Regions from separate parts of the Homo sapiens genome. Here region 2 is linked to region 1. A link is an interaction called in ENCODE POLR2A ChIA-PET data of the cell type or tissue named here. Cell type or tissue: CD4-positive, alpha-beta T cell. All regions are shown on one strand. Links, peaks and the distances in the headings refer to the core of each region. The heading gives the core; the rest is flanking DNA.

Region 1 (5,384 bases), core at 285-5,284:
TGAAATGGGAAAACACCTAATTTATGATAAATACATATGTACCATAATTGAGTTAATATATTCTGCATTATCTGTGAGGAATACTGCCCAGAAGCCATCTGGATATTGTCGTATTCAAATCAGGTCCTTTGCTGAGTGGAAATTAATCGTGTGTGTGTGTGTGTGTGTTTGTGTGTGTATTCTTTTAGGTAGATATTATAAAAGCTTACCTTAATAGGCTTCTTTGAAACGAAACTTAATGTCATGTTTTACAAAAGAGGTGACAAACCAAGATGTGGGAATAATTAAATGTGAGTTTTATGGATCCTTTTGATTTAAATGAAATACTGTGTTCTATTCAGTCACAGAGATGAAATGTCGTCTTGCCCACCACTTACAAGCATTCAATTTGCTGCGGAAATGGATTGTGAATGTAGATGTATAACCTTCTGTTATGATGTTACTTTAATAGAGAGAAGGAGCAAGAAAGGGAAGAACAGTTAATGGAAGACAAGAAAAGGAAGAAAGAGGATAAAAAGAAAAAAGAAGCCACTCAGAAGGTAGGTTTAATCAGTTAAGTCTGTCTTTTTATCTGCTAGGCATCCAGCATCCAGAACAAGAAACTGTCTTGGCTTGAATATCCGATATCTTTTATTTTTTTTCCTGAGATGGAGTCTTGCTCTGTCACCTAGGCTGGAGTGCAGTGGCGTGATCTTGGCTCACTACAACCTCCGCTTCCCAGGTTTAAGCGATGCTCCTCTCTCAGCCTCCTGAGTAGCTGGGATTACAGGTGCACGCCACCACGCCTGGCTAATTTTTGTGTTTTTAGTAGAGATGGGGTTTCTCCATGTTGGTCAGGCTGGTCTCAAACTCCTGTCCTCGTGATCCCCCACCTTGGCCCCCCAGAGTGCTGAGATTACAGGTGTGAGCCACTGCACCTGGCCTGAATACCTGATATCCCAATAATGGTACTTGAGACATTTGTTTACTTAAAAGTTTTTATATTTGGAAGTGGGAGAAAGTTCAAGGTCTGCATTTGTTACCATAAAGTAGATGTTAAATAATGCTATGGCTGAGTTTTTGAAAACAACAGTAAACAGTATTACAAAGGCAAGAGAGTTTTCAAACTCTCAACTCTTGTCGTATTTCCTTATTTGTATATTAATTTAATCTATATTTTCTTAAGCAAGCCTATAGAATAGCTTTTAAAAACTGGCTGGAGGTTTGCCCCGGTGTTCTTTTGTTCCACCCACGGTGCTGTTGTCTAGATGAGTCTACCTTGGGAGAATTACAAGTAGAAACCCCTCTCGGAAAGGATCTAGTGAGCCCACGTAGTGCTTTGGAGGATATGGCATTGTGTGGCTTTGAGGAATTGCTTAGAGAAAACAAGAGATGCTAAAAGAAAAAAGGCAAAGGGCCAACGGCTGTCACCTGTCAGGTCTCAGGTGAGCGGTTTGTCCGGCAGAGTTGTCCAAGGCAGAGTGGTTAGAATGTACCTTACCTCCCTGTTTGCCTCAGAGCATGCCCCTCTGCCCTGTCTGTTGTCTGATCTTACCTGTTTCCCCACCTTACCATTCTTTTTGCATCTCTTAACTTGGGCTCTGGCTCAGCAGGGTTGCTTTGGTACCTTTTTTGGAGGTAAGGTGATTTTCTGTCAGGTATTGTTACTGCTATGTAAAGCATTTGGGAAGCAGGGCCTACTGTGGGAAAGGTTCGAGGGTCCCTGCCCTGGTGCTAGTTAATTGAAGCTAAGTTTAGGGAGAAAGAAACTGTGATAAGGTTCAGAGGAAACTCTAGATTTAGAAGACAGTCAAGGCAGTCACACACAAGCCAGTGTAACACTGCACGTTTTTCCAGCATTATTGGATATAGCGTTTCTCATAACTCAATTTTTTGAATTATTGAAATAATAATTTGTGAGTATCAGCATAAGAAAAATTCTGAAAATAGTTTCTGAATTGGATTGCATATGTCCCTGCTATGTTAAATATATGAAATGTAATTTTATCTTTTCTTCATGACTTAATTAAAAGGAACATTCATTATTATTTGGTGCTATAATAGACCGCTGTGCTCTTTAAGATTTTGTCTGCTTTTAATTGTGTTTGTCTCTATTAATAGTGGTATATTCTCCATCACATCTTCATGCAGTCAGGGTACCTGCTTCTAATGTGTTGCTTCTCACCTGAGTTTGTTAGAATTGCCTAAAATTCTGGAGTGAAAAGTCTAAATAAATAAGCCAGATTGCCTGGTGTGGTGGCTCATGCCTGTAATCCCAACACTTTGGGAGGCCAAGGCAGGAGGGATCACTTGAGTCCAGGAGTTCGAGACCAGCCTTGCCAACATGAAAACCCCGTCTCTACCAACAAAAATACAAAAAAAATTAGCCGAGTGTGGTGGTGCACACCTGTGGTCCCAGCTACTTTGGAAGCTGAGGTAGCAGGATCACTTGAGCCCAGGAGGGGGAGGTTGCATTGAGTGGAGATTGCACCACTGCACCCCAGCCTGGGTGACAGAGTGAGATCTTGTGTCTAGAAAAAAAAAAAAAAACCATAGAAGTCAGATAACCCAGAGATGTTTTTGTACTTTCCTTTGCGTCCGTGGCCACATGCCCTGTCACTGAGGTTGCAGTATGCAGGTCCACCAGCTGTGGGTGTTTGTAGCATTGCCCCTGTGGTTTCTGGGTTCTTGTCGCCGTGCCTCGCACACATTGCACCCTCCACCTCCAACTGGAGGGATGTGAGATTAAACCTCAGTGAAAGTTTTCTTTCCTTAGGACACTCACACATTTCCTCTACTAAGTTGATACAAAAATCGGATTTTGCAGTCTATGGAGATGAGTGATTAATAGGCTGGGTACCAAGGTACTTGAGCAAAGGCTGTTAACAAGAGGATGCCAAACAGAGTGATTTAGAGAGTATATATTCCTCTTCATTTTTAACATACATAACAGTGTTTTCTTAAACTACAAATATCAATACCTAAAATGATTAATAAAATATGCCTCTGTAATATGCCTTTGATTGGATTCCACAAAGAAAAATGATTTAAAATAAAGATGGTGTGAATGTACTTGAGAGTGAATGAGATTATTTATGCAGAGAATGTAGTTTATGTAGCTGGACAGTCTCTCCTATGTGCCTTCATCTGCATTAAGAACTGATGAAGAAGTGATAGCAAAGGGGAAAATTACCGTAAATAAAATTTTTAAGTGATTAATTTTATGAACAATAAAAATTCTATCGTTTTTGCTCAAAAATGTTCCAGATCAGCTTGACATAGAATCTAGGCTGACGCAGGCTGATGCGTGGCCTTTGATCTTGTTTTATTATACTGAACCATTGCATAATTTCAGAATTAAATTCTGATTTAGCAGTTTTAAGGAGAGCACAAAGCTTACCATGTGATTATCTTCGTGGTTTCCAACCTTATTGTAGAGACATCACCTCAGCTAGGAGCCATAAAATGTGCTATGATGCAAAGAATCGTGGAGAACGTGCCAGAGATCTATCATGTGGTCAGTGGTTCATTCATTCGGTCCGCAAACATTTGTGGTGCCTCTTCTAAGGGCTTCCACATCTCTCATGCTGCTTTCCCCAGTGCTTTTTGACCACCTCTTTGTGTCCATCTTCACTGTTAGACTGACTGTAAGTTTCTTGGTTTTATTCGTATTTGTATGGCCAGTAACTAGGGCAGTGCCTGGTGCAGGATAATCACTCAGAAATTGTTTAATAAGTGAATGGTCAAGAATGAAGGTGGAAACATAATTTTCTTGAAGAATTGACACTTACTTAAAGCTAAAACTAAATTACCTCCACACAGAAATTAAGCATGAGCCTTTTCCAGTGTTCATTGGTTGTAGCAGTTGGCTCTTCCTGGAGCCATCACTGAGTAAACTGGTAGATACCCATTCATGAGAGAGGTGTCAAAGAAGGGTTCCATTCACATTCATTTAGGCTGATGCTGCTAAAGGAGCATTGTTTAGCGTTGGCAGAACACATGCTTTGATCATCCAGCTTCTCGCCGTCTGGGGGACAGCTTTTAACAGAACCCACATGATAAAACATATTTGACATTATTTGGGCTTGTTGCTTACAATGGGAAGGCACTGACTTCCTGTATAACTGATCTTCAAAATGGCATTCTAAGAAATAGTTACAATGATATAAAACCTAAATTGCCTTCGGGAATTGGTATGTGGCTGCATTGTCATTCATTCTTGGATAAGTAAAGATGTAGAAAAATTACACAAGAATATTTTCAGTAGAATTGAGCTCTGTAACAGTACTGGGAAACATTCATTTTTAAGATGCTGGATTCCACAAATTCACTGTAATAGAATTAGCTTGTCATTTAACACAGGAATGTAGGAAACACACCAGGAAGTTCTACAGGCGGATCCTTTAACTCTTATTTAGAGTCTGATGGTGTGCTGGGATCCATTGCGAGGTGGGCTGGTCAGCTACAGGACCTTCCTTCCAGGGATGATTGTGTTTTTGTGAACCCCCATGGCCGTAATCCAGTACGATTACCAGCCACAAATCATCAGACTTCTTCTTTGCTATATGAATATTTTTATTACAAAAGTCAGATAACCAAGTAAAAATGCTTTAAAAGATTAACAGTTGGGAAAATGGGTCAGAATCACCCACAATCTCAAAAATTTAGTGTAACCACTATTGGAACAATGGCTTAGTTCCTTTTGGATGTTTTGCTTGTGCATCACCTTTGTGGTTTTATTGTTATAAATTAGATGCCCTCCTTTATTTTCCCCTCTTAAAAATATCAGAAGCAGTTTTCTGTAAGGCTCCTAATCATCATTTCCAAACTCTCTGAAGTCCATTACTATGTTCAGCCTGTCCAGCCTTCTAGGTTAATCATTTCCATAGACGTATTAGTTACTATATAAAGAAATACTTTCTTTTTTTTTTAACAAAGCACCCTTGATTTGTCCAAAATTTACATATTTCAATCTTACTGCTGTACTTCATGCTATTTTATATAAGTGTTGATAATAACAGCAAACATTTATTGAGCACTGCATAGCATATCTGATTTAATCCTTACAGCAGTCCTTTGCAGGGTTTATACTATTATTATCTCCATTCAATAGATAATAGAAAACTGGGGGTCTCATAGCCAGAAAGTGACAAGGTTTGGTTTTGAATCCTGCTTTCCGACCATGACGTCTGATGCCTCTGATGATGAGTCCCTGAGGTTTTGCTTTTAGATTTCAGATCAAGTGTTTGTGTCTATACTCATAGGGGAATCTTTTTGTGTCTATGGCTAATTTAGTTTCTGGGCCACATTCATGTGATTTTTCTCTAGTCATAGCATTCAAAATGCAAGTAGCATTCTCAGTGGGACCTCATCGTATAATGAGTGGAATGCTTTTTTTTTTTTTT
Region 2 (5,384 bases), core at 334-5,333, 53 kb after region 1:
AATATTACATGAGGGAACAAAAGCATGTTTTTAAATATTATAGATTTTAACTAACATTAAGCTTAGTGTGTGAATCAGGAGTTACAATCACCAGAGAAATTGACATCTTAGGCATTGTTCATGAAAGCACAGCTTTTAACAGAATGCTTAGGGTCTACTTGGTGTTAGACTACTCTAGAAAATACCTTTCTGTTCTTGGCTCTTCACCAAGAAATGGAAGGAGATACAGGTGAAAGAACTGATCATATTGAGCCTGAAGATGAGATGCAAGGGAACTGTAATCATTGTCTGAAGACATTTGAAGAATCAGCCTGTGGAATAATGTGAACATTTATGGAGGACATCTCTAAGCATTTGACATTGATTAACTCATAAAATCTAATAATGACTGAAGTTAATATTGTTGTCATTCCAGTTGGAGATCAGGAAAGTAAGGGTCAGAAAGGCTAAATGAGTAACTTGCTCTGAGTCAGCTTAGAAATGGCAGAGCTGGGGCCGGGCGCGGTGGCTCACGCCTGTAATCTCAGCACTTTGGGAGGCCGAGGCGGGCGGATCATGAGGTCAGGAGATTGAGACCATCCTGGCTAACACGGTGAAACCCCGTCTCTACTAAAAATACCAAAAATTAGCCGGGCGCAGTGGCGGGCGCCTGTAGTCCCAGCTACTCGGGAGGCTGAGGCAGGAGAATGGCGTGAACCCAGGAGGTGGAGCTTGCAGTGAGCCAAGATAGCGCCACTGCACTCCAGCCTGGGTGAAAGAGCGAGACTCCGTCTCAAAAAAAAAAAAGAAATGGCAGAGCTGGGTTGGGAGCGGTGGCTCATACTTGTAATCACAACACTTTGAGAGGATGGCTTGAGCCCAGGAGTTTGAGACCAGCCGGGAGGTCAAGGCTGCAGTGAGCCATGATCACGCCACTGCATTCCAGCCTGGGTGACAGAGTGAGACCCTGTCTCAAAAAAAAAAAAACAAAAAAAAAAAAAAAACAAAACTGGGGAGGCAGGCAGAGCTGGGATTACAAACCCAGGCAGTCTGCCTCTAGAACTAAAGTCTTTTTTTTTTTTTTTTGAGATGGAATTTCACTCTTGTTGCCCATGCTGGAGTGCAATGGCACCATCTTGGCTCACCACAACCTCCGCCTCCCAGCTTGAGGCAATTCTCCTGCCTCAGCCTCCCTAGTAGCTGGGATTACAGGCATGCGCCATCACACCCAGCTAATTTTGTATTTTTAGTAGAGACGGGGTTTCTGCATGTTGGTCAGGCTGGTCTTGAACTCTTGACCTCAGGTAATCCACCCACCTCAGCCTCCTGAAGTGCTGGGATTACAGGCGTGAGCCACCACACCCAGCTCTAAAGTCTTTTTTTAACCTTTTTATTTTTTTAAAGAGATGATAGCTCGCTATGTTGCCCAGGTGTTCTCAATCTCCTAGGCACAAGCTAGTCCCCCAAACTGCTGGGATTACAGGTGTGAGCCACTGTGCCCAGCCTCTAGGACTAAATTCTTGGCCATTGTGCTACACTACTTGGCACTCACGGACACGTTCTTAAGCTTGTTCTCCATGGCCCCAACTAGTCCAGTGGGTTCAGTAGATGAGGGTGCAGGGAAACTCACTTCTTCTTACTTAAATCATCTTAGAGGAGCAAACCAAAGATAGGAGGGAATCCTCTGTCGCCAGAGCTTCCTGCAGCCTCGCCTAGCTCACTCCTGAGAACAGGGAGAAGGACCCTGCCGGGTCAGTGACCTTCCAGGCTCTTTGATGCTGGCTCTTTTTTTACACTGCCACTCTGTGGGTGTTTGCTATCAGAAGCCATGCATTGAAACTCATGTCTTCTATTTACAAGTTAATATATTTGTCTTACTTGTAGCACAGAAATACTTTCACGTAAGTATTATTTATTAGCTTTATGCAATGTAGCATGTTTTGTTTTATGGCACATTTCCAGTAATAATTTCTTGGTTGGATAAAAGCCATATTGTCATCAATTTTTTTTTCTTGAAGATGTTTTCCTGAATATAAAATTTATACTTTTTATTGTAGAAAATTGGAAAGTCTAAGAAGAAAATTTAAAAACTGTTGTAATCTCACTGCTCCAAGATAATCATTGTTAACCCTTGAGTGTATTTTTCCTGTTATATATTTTTCACAGAAAAGTTTGACAACTCTTGCTTTAGATTCATCAAGATTCTTTTCACAGAAAAACAGTTTTATTTTGATAAATTCTGAAGATTCCTTTTCTTTTCTTTCTTTTTTATTTTTTTGGCTAGGTTTCTGCCTCAATGCTCAAGCAGTTTCCCAACAGTGGCCTGAGTCCAGGTCTTTTCAATGTGGGGCCCCAGTTATCTCCTCAACAAATTGCCATGCTGAGCCAGCTTCCACAAATTCCCCAGTTTCAGTTGGTAAGTAGAAGATTTTCTTCCTGTGGCTAAAAAGGTCATTTGCTTTTTTTTTTTCTTTAGCTTTGATTTGCTTCCCACATCTTTGCCACTTTCTATGTTCAAAGGGTGCTAGTCCACACTTCTTTGCAAACTATGGAGTGTGCTTAAGGGTTGTCAGCTCAACTGGAGGAAAATGTAACCAAGAGACCGGGAATTTGGTGTTACTTCCCTCCTGGATACTTTTGATTGTGTGACCTGTACTTCAGTGCACAGACCCTTTAGGTGTCCTCAGTAAATCAATCTCAGGAAACTTTGGTTTTCTGTCTTTCCCCCTTGTTTTGTAGGCATGTCAGCTTCTCTTGCAGCAGCAGCAACAGCAGCAGTTGTTACAGAACCAGAGAAAGATTTCTCAAGCTGTACGCCAACAGCAAGAGCAGCAGGTACGTGGGTAGGCAGGGTCCCTCCAGTGCTGTGTTGGAGGAGTACATCCCGGCTTAGCCTCTGATGGCAAAGAACCGGGCACAGTCTTTTCCTGGGAAGTTCGGGGCCGTGCTTATCACGTGTCTGTCTCTCTTGGCCCTCAGCTGGCTCGAATGGTGAGTGCACTGCAGCAGCAGCAGCAGCAGCAGCAGAGGCAGCCAGGCATGAAGCACTCGCCCTCTCATCCTGTTGGGCCCAAGCCGCATCTGGACAACATGGTACCCAACGCATTGAATGTGGGGCTCCCAGACCTTCAAACCAAAGGGCCAATACCTGGATATGGTTCTGGTAAGTTGTTGGTAGAGAAAATTACCTTTTTAGAAATCTACCTCTCTAGGCCTGTGGTAGGGGTTGCACCTGCATTACCCTCCTTTTTTATGTCAGCTGTACAAGGTAGGTAAATATTCTTATCCCTGGTTTACAGATGAGACATCTGAGGCTTCTTGAGTTTCAGTGGGTTTCCAGAGCTCACCACATGGTTACTAAATAGCAGAGCCAGGCCTCTAACTTCTCTGGCTCCAAAGCAGTCTTCCTTTTTTTTGTGTGTGTGTGTGTGTCTGGTTTATTTTATTTAACACAGTAAAGGCTCATACATGCTATAGCACATATCAGAATTCATCCCTTTCTAAGGCTGGGTAATACTCCATTGTGCAGATATACCACAGTGTGTTTACCCACTTTTCTGCTGAAATGGATAAACTTGGATTGTTTCCACCTTTTAACTACAAGTTGAGCATCCCCTAATCTAAAAATCCAAAATGCCCCAAAATCTGAAACTTTTTGATCACCAGCATGAAGCCAGCAGTCTTTCAATACGTGTGTATGAATGGCAAACTGCTCTCCTACCGCCGGGAATTTTTAAAACCCTATTTAAATGCTTGTGCATGCTGTGAGTGGTACACATGGCTGAGGTTATGATCTGTTAAAATATGTACTAGTTTGAAATGTTTTAGTGTACTCATATTAATAAAATTGCCTTCTATAGAAAAAATGAACTAAAATTATAGTGCAGATTGATAAAAATTCATTTGATATTAGTATTTCATCTGATTTAAATAGAATTAGAACAAGTAAGGTTATGCCTTTAACATTCTTCAAGAATTTTTTGGCAGGCAAATCATAGCTCTTTCAGAACTGGAAAACATGCTGTAAGCAGAATCTAATTGGTGAGGAAACAGTGATTTCAAAACAAAATTTTAAAATGGAAAAGATACCACACACCATCATAGTTTCATCTCAAACTGACAACATTTAGAATTTATCTTCTAAAGAAGATACTGTTCTACGCACACTCAAAAAACGAGTTGGGCCGCGCGCGGTGACTCACACCTGTAATCCCAGCCCCTTGGGAGGCTGAGGCAGGCAGATCACGAGGTCAGGAGATCGAGACCAGCCTGGCCAATGTAGTGAAACCCTGTCCCTACTAAAAATACAAAAATTAGCCGGACGTTGTGGCATGCGCCTCTAATCCCAGCTACTGGGGAGGCTGAGGCAGGAGAATCACTTGAACCCGGGAGACGGAGGTTGCAGTGAGCTGAGATTGTGCCCCTGCACTCCCACCTGGGTGATAGAGCAAGACCCCATCTCAAAAAAAAAAAAAAAAAAAGAGTTGGGAAGACATGAAATTGCTGGTTCTAGGTGACAGTGTGACCCTGGACAAATGGCAGCGGCTGACTGTGCGCCAACCCCGTGATCCTCCTACTGCACGTGCAGGGGGTGAGCAAAGACTTCAAGGTGTTCTTGATCTTGATCTGGATATTTTAACGGAATTACTTTGTAGATCCTTAGCTTCCACCAACTGTTTTCATTCTTAAAGATGATCTGCCTGATAACTGACTTAAATTCGAAATAACTTTTCTTGCACTTGATATAGAAGAAGGTCAGCTCTGTGCTCATCTGGGCTGCAAAACACCAGGGTACCAAACATGGCGGGGCCTCCCTTGATTACTAACAAAGGTGTCCTTATGCTGTATTTCCTTCTTCTTCTTCTTCTTCTTCTTCTTTTTTTTTTTTTTTTTTTTTGAGGCGGAGTCTCACTCTGTCGCCCAACCTCCACCTCCCACAACCTCCACCTCCCAGGTTCAAGCGATTCTCCTGCCTCAGCCTCCTGAGTAGATGGGATTACAGGCACATGCCACCACTCCCAGCTAATTTTTGTATAGTAGAGATGGGGTTTCACCATGTTGATCAGGCTGGTCTTGAACTCCTGACCTCAGGTGATCTGCCCACCGTGGCCTCCCAAAGTGCTGGGGTTACAGGCGTGAGCCACTGCACCTGGCCGATTCTTTCTTACTTCTAATGGCTAAAGGATCAGAGTTAAGCATACACATATATACGTATTTACTGAAGAAATTTTATTATTTTTGTCATACTCCTGTTTCATAAGTAACTTGTAAATTTAGCTATGCATTATATTATTCCATATTAAAGAGAAATATTGACTTATTAGCTTGTTTCTATATTTGTTAACTTATTAAATAATAGATAAACATTATTAGGTCTCATTTTAATTGTGACCTGACCATTTATA

The links. Peaks named below come from ENCODE experiments on the same cell type or tissue, not always from the same donor. Only the 100,000 strongest peaks of a DNase experiment are listed, where the experiment ranks them.
Region 2: POLR2A ChIA-PET joins it to region 1 with 8 read pairs; 5 of 35 experiments call an interaction of 5 or more read pairs at or near these places.

The regions. Positions count from the first base shown.
Region 1 is chr22:40,245,564-40,250,947 of GRCh38, forward strand. TNRC6B (trinucleotide repeat containing adaptor 6B) reads left to right here. Exons shown (of 23, transcript NM_001162501.2): 2 at 452-539. Among named protein-coding and RNA genes, the nearest start is that of TNRC6B, 70 kb to the left of the region's middle. In CD4-positive, alpha-beta T cell, for the core only: no CTCF peak of the experiment used is centred there; a DNase peak (open chromatin) is centred at 2,608.
Region 2 is chr22:40,298,192-40,303,575 of GRCh38, forward strand. It overlaps TNRC6B (trinucleotide repeat containing adaptor 6B), which reads left to right. Exons shown (of 23, transcript NM_001162501.2): 13 at 2,264-2,395; 14 at 2,719-2,814; 15 at 2,959-3,142. Among named protein-coding and RNA genes, the nearest start is that of ADSL, 46 kb to the right of the region's middle. In CD4-positive, alpha-beta T cell, for the core only: no CTCF peak of the experiment used is centred there; no DNase peak of the experiment used is centred there.